Linked DNA regions of Homo sapiens: region 1 is linked to region 2. Evidence: read pairs that join two places in POLR2A ChIA-PET (ENCODE). Cell type or tissue: GM12878. All regions are shown on one strand. Each heading gives the region's core, and the rest is flanking DNA. Links, peaks and the distances in the headings are about the cores only. Region 1 overlaps EPS15 (epidermal growth factor receptor pathway substrate 15). Region 2 overlaps EPS15 (epidermal growth factor receptor pathway substrate 15).

Region 1 (2,923 bases), core at 101-2,600, 100 kb after region 2:
GGTTTTACTATGTTGGCCAGGCTGGTCTCGAACTCCTGACCTCAGGTCATCCACCCGTCTCAGCCTCCCAAAGTGCTGGGATTACAGGCATGAGCCACTTTGCCGGCTCAATAGATTGTATTTTCAAACTAACAAAATTACTTTAGATCTGCAGGTAACATTCTTTTAAAATATTTTATAGCTGAACTAGACCAAGCACTGTGGCTCATGTTTGTAATCCCAGCATTTTGGGAGGCCGAGGCGGGCAGATCATTTGAGCCTAGGAGTTTGAGACCACCCTGGGCAACATGGTAAAACCCCATCTCTACAAAAAAATTTAAAAATTAGCCAGGCGTGGTGGCACATGCCTGTAGCCTCAGCTACTTGGGAGGCTGAGGTGGGAAGATTACTTGAGCCCAGGAGGTTGAAGCTACAGTGAGCCGTGATTATACCACTGCATTCTAGCCTGGGTGACAGAGTAAGATCCTGTCTTAAAAAAATAAAGGTATATGCCACAGTGACATGTTAAAGCAGTAATGATTATTTCCAAATAATGAAAGTTTTAAATGTCAGATCAGCCTTGGTCTATAGATTATAAAAATACTGAATCAGTTTAGAAATGTAGGTATTATTTTAAAAAGTTTAAAAAGCATTTGTCATAGGTCAGTTTGGGGTATTAATAAATAGCTATAGTTTAAATACATAGTGAAGTGTTTCACATTATGTAAAAAGAATGTAAGTCTTTTCTTTCTGTCAGTCTCATGCGTGTTTCCCATTAGTTTTTCCCACATACTAAAATCCTATGATAGTTACAGTAATTGCTTAATTAAGCCCCTGGAATGTGCTAGGCATTGTACAAGATTTTGGATAATCAAAGAAAGATGAAGCATGGACACTGTCCTTTAGAAGTTTGTAATTTAGAGGTTAGCTATGATTACAGTGTATTAAGTATGACAGTAGAGGTTAGGAACAAACAGTAGAGTTTGAGCATAGGTGAAGGAAGCCCAAGATGAGTCAGACGAGATTAAATTTGGCTGGATTCTGAAGAATCAATAGTGGGTTTCCAGGTACATATGGTGTGGAAGGACATTGAAGACAGAGGTTATGGCTTGTGGAAAGGCATAGGGTCATTGAAATATGTTGTCTATTGGAGAAGGAATAGGGTCTTCTGAGGCTGGGACACAGGTGAATATGAGAGGAAAAGAAGGTAGAACCCAGAACTGAAGGTTTTAATGTGTCTTGCAGCAAGTTTTACTTAATCCTCTAGATAAGAGGGAACAACACATATTTTAAAAATAACAGTGACTAGAGAAATATCCTTTGCAGTGAGTTATTTTTTAAGCAAGTTGGACATTTGGAATAGGAAGAAACAAAGGGAGAAAACCCAGTTGTATGTCAAGGAAGGAACGATGAAAGCTAAAATAATTTGGTAAACAGCTTAAAGAGAGATTTTAAGGTAGAATCTATAGGACATGTATGAATGGAGAAAATCAAAGATGAATCTGAAGTTACTAGACTGGGTGATACAGAAATTGAAGTCATTTTTCTCTTTTGGCATGGGTTTATTCAGAGCCAATGCCATGTGCATATCTAAAGTCGTATCTCTATATGGTATGGATTAGTTAACAGTGTAGGCAAGGTTAAAAATTTAGACATGAAAAAAATTAGGCATGCTGGTAAATTAATGATAAAGTACTAAAGGAGTTCACCAGTTTGAAACTGTGATCACACAAACTCACGGAATGTTAGCACTGGAAAGTCTTTCATGATCATCTATTGTGTTGGCATTTTTAAAGGAATTTTTAAAATAAATTATAGTAAATAATTGATAAACATTTTTGTCAAAGGAATCAGAAAGAGAACATCTAATTCTTTTTTATTATTATTATACTTTAAGTTCTGGGATACATGTGTGGAACGTACAGGTTTGTTACATAGGTATACATGTGCCATGGTGGTTGGCTGCACCCATCAACCCATCATCTAGGTTTTAAGCTCTGCATGTATTAGGTATTTGTCCTAATGCTCTGCCTCCCCTTGTCCCCCACCTCCCGACAGGCCCCGGTGTGTGATGTTCCCCTCCCTTGTGTCCATGCGTTCTCATTGTTCAGCTCCCACTTATGAGTGAGAACATGTGGTGTTTGGTTTTCTGTTCCTGTGGTAGTTTGCTGAGAATGATGGTTTCCAGCTTCATCCATGTCCCTGCAAAGGACATGAGCTCATTCTTTTTTATGGCTGCATAGTATTCCATGGGATGTATGTGCCACATTTTCTTTATCTAGTCTATCGTTGGTGGGCATTTGCATTGGTTCCAAGTCTTTGCTATTGTGAATAGTGCTGCAATAAACATACGTGTGCATGTGTCTTTATAGTGGAATGATTTATAATCCTTTGGGTATATACCCAGTAATGGGATTGCTGGGTCAAATGGTATTTCTGGTTCTAGATCCTTGAGGAATCGCCAGACTGTCTTCCACAATGGTTGAACTAATTTACACTCCCACTAACAGTGTAAAAGCGTTCCTGTTTCTCCACATCCTCTCCAGCTTCTGTTGTTTCCTGACGGGTTAATGAGAGAACATCTGATTCTTAAGAAACCTAGGCAAAGCAAAACTCTATATAATACAATAAAGAAAAATTCAATTTAGAAGGGGCATAAGCATATTTAACTAAGATTTAAAATGTACTTATTTCCTCATTTAAAATTTCTTCTCCTTCAATATTATAATTTCAAGTCTCTTAAAATAAGGACTGAATTAAAATACAGAAATTGTTTTTCTTCCAGAAATCAAGTGTCCCTGTATCTTAAATTCTCTGTACAGTTCCATTTATCAGTCCTTTGTGCAAGAGTTAGCAATTCATGGCACAAGGGTCACTTTTTGCCTTTCTTTGCAGAGTTGATGATACTCATCAAACATTGTCCGAATTCCTCAAGTATCATTGA
Region 2 (2,923 bases), core at 271-2,770:
ACGAATCATAGTTCAGAATCTCTGCAATCTCTAATAGTGTGATTTTAAAGGCCTAATCTAAGATATTTTACTTGTTCTTTAGGGAATTACAAAAAGCACTTTATATACTTGTTTGTGAGTTTGGGGCTTAATAAAATTGGGAGCAGAAAAGATAACTATTGGGTACTGGGCTTAATACCTATGACACAAGTCCACTGATGTAATAAACCTTCACATGTACCCTTGAACCTAAAATAAAAGTTTTTAAAAAAAAAATCAGTACTCTGGAAACCAAAACCAAGTAAATGGCCTGAGAGAGATCTGGTTAGTTGGAGAACTGGTAGAAATAATAAACGAAAAGTTACTCCAGGCAGAGTTCATTAGGCAAATTCATATGCTGGAGTTTCATTTTTAAAGCAGTTGAATCAACAAGGTATGCCTTCATTAATTATATTTATTAGGTGTTTTTAATAATCTGAGGAATCTTGTAAATTGAATGCTGTATTACAGTAAAGTGAACTTTTTTTATTTAGACAAATGATCTAACCCAGTTAAGCATGCGTAGAAGAAAGCCTGGAAGAAAAAAAACACTAAAATTTTATAGTAGCATGGTTGTAGTTTTTATCTACCTTGTTTTCAACAGTGAGAATGTATTCCTTCTGTAATCAACTGATTTAGCTTTTCTCTATGGCATTTTTGAGAATTTATTCATTTAAATTGAATACACAATAACTACGTGTAAAGTAAAGCTTTGTGTTCTAAGATTGTGTCTACACTTAGTTTTCATCCTAAACATTTAGAGAAATTGATTAGAGGAATGATAATAATTATATTAATTGATTTGGACAATTCAGTTAGAGGACTAATTTATAATTTTTTGTGCTGCTTTATAACTTAACAAAGCGTAACCTATGAACTAAGCTATTATTATCATCATTTCAAATTGGAGGATACTGAGGCTCAGAATTTGGGACTTAGGTTTTATAGTTAGTAAATTAAAAAACCAATATAAATTCATGGTTAAAAAAATTCATACAATGCTAGTGAAGTCTTCTTTCTGCTTTAGGCCCTCATTTGCTTTCCCAGAGGCAGCCATTCTTGCCAGTTTCTTGTGTGAATTTCCAGTAATAGTCTGTGTATATGCGAATAAATATATATGTATACTGTATATGTATATTCTTTTGTGTAAGCTGTTTATTGTTTCACAGTTTGTTGTTATATTATTTTTAGCTTAACTGATTTAGGAGATTGCTCTATAACATCACATATAGATCTCCCTTATTGTTTTCAAAACCTCAGGGTATTTCTATATGTGAACTTACTGTTATTTATTTTACTGGCCACCTAATGCTGGACATTTATTTTGTTTTCAATCTTTTGTTACAACTATGCTGCAGTGGATACTCTTTTACATGTTTTTGTGCACATGTGTGAGCATATGGATTAATTTCTAGTAGGTGTAATTTTTGGGCCAGAGGATACTTTTAATCTGCATAGATACTGCTAATTTGGGGTAGGCATAGTGGCTCAGGCCTATAATTCCAGTGCTTTGGGAGGCTGAGGCGGAAGGATTGATTGAAGCCAAGAGTTCAAGGCCTGGGTAACATAGTGAAATCCATCTGGGACAAAAAAAAAATTTTTTTTAATTAGCTGGGCATGGTGGTGTGTGCCCGTAGTCCTAGCAGGCTACAGGTGAGCTATGATTAGCAGGTTACAGTGAGCTATAATTGCACCACTGCACTCCAGCCTAGGTGACAGAGCTAAGACCCTGTCTCCAAAAAAAAAAAAAAAAAAAAAAGATATTGCTCATTTACATTCAGAAACACTGTAGCAGCACACATGTTTGAGAGTGTCATTTCCTCCACAGCTTGATCAACATGTATATTATTGTCAGTCCAGTAATCAGAAAGATTTCAAACAATTTCATTGTTTTAGTTTGTTATTTCTTTATGGGTAAGGCTGAACTTATTTTTTTTTCCTTTGAAACCATTTGTATTTCTTTTTTTATAAACTGCTTTAGTCTTTTACCTGTTCTCTTGATGGGCTGTTTGTCTTCTTTCTCACTGATTTGTAAGAACTCTTCTTATATTTAGGAAATTTGCCCTTCTTTGCAAAATCCTTTGCAAAATTTTTTTCTCTGAATTTTTTTTTGTTTTTGGCATTTTTTGATTATGTAGAAATATTTGTTTTATATGTTTAATTTGTCAGTCTTTTCTCTTAGAGCTTCTGCAAAATCTAGATTTTTAAACTTCAGGAGCAGAGGCAGACTAATATAACTGCAAGAGCACACCTGTTCTGCCCCTGAGTAGTTCTGTGATCTTGGGCAAATTACTTAACCTCTTAAGTGCACTCATTTGCATATTAGAAATAAACTACTGAGACTTCTTGGGTATTATTGAGACCTCTTAAGCATGTTGTGATTACAAAATGAACTGGTGACTTATTTTCTTTAGCTACTCCTGTAGTTTCCCAATTTGTTAAAAGCTGGCCTTGTACCCTGCCTCATATACTCTGCTTTCCTATCACATAAATGTGAACTTCTGAATATTTTGTGCAAAAGTAGGATAGAAATGAGGTAGAAGAAACTCATTTTTGTGATATAAATAAGGCTTTCAAATGAATCAGAGGTGCAATTAAAAAATAAAAGTTGGGCTCTTTTTAAAACTTGTTTTTATGTGGTAAAAATATACAAAGAAAAGTAAGCCTCACTTCCTCCCTCCTTTAAACTGGGGATTATTACAATGGGAATATAACAGTACCAGGAGTTTTTCATCTGAAATAATCAAACTGCTTATTCCTTACTAAATCTGCAATAAGAATACAAATTTGACCAAGAATGCTAGGATAAGAACATATTTTTTGGAGGAAGACGTTTATATTACAGTACTTTATAGTTTTTTAGATCATGGTTTCTCAGCCTTGGCACTTTGAGATTTTGGGCTGG

What was found. Peaks named below come from ENCODE experiments on the same cell type or tissue, not always from the same donor. Only the 100,000 strongest peaks of a DNase experiment are listed, where the experiment ranks them.
Region 1: POLR2A ChIA-PET joins it to region 2 with 6 read pairs; 8 of 35 experiments call an interaction of 5 or more read pairs at or near these places.

Annotation. Positions count from the first base shown.
Region 1 is chr1:51,411,316-51,414,238 of GRCh38, reverse strand. All of the region lies in intron 13 of EPS15 (epidermal growth factor receptor pathway substrate 15), which reads left to right. Among named protein-coding and RNA genes, the nearest start is that of TTC39A, 82 kb to the right of the region's middle. In GM12878, for the core only: no CTCF peak of the experiment used is centred there; no DNase peak of the experiment used is centred there.
Region 2 is chr1:51,511,698-51,514,620 of GRCh38, reverse strand. All of the region lies in intron 1 of EPS15 (epidermal growth factor receptor pathway substrate 15), which reads left to right. Among named protein-coding and RNA genes, the nearest start is that of EPS15-AS1, 5.1 kb to the left of the region's middle. In GM12878, for the core only: no CTCF peak of the experiment used is centred there; no DNase peak of the experiment used is centred there; H3K4me3 peaks cover 1,354 bases; H3K27ac peaks cover 2,445 bases.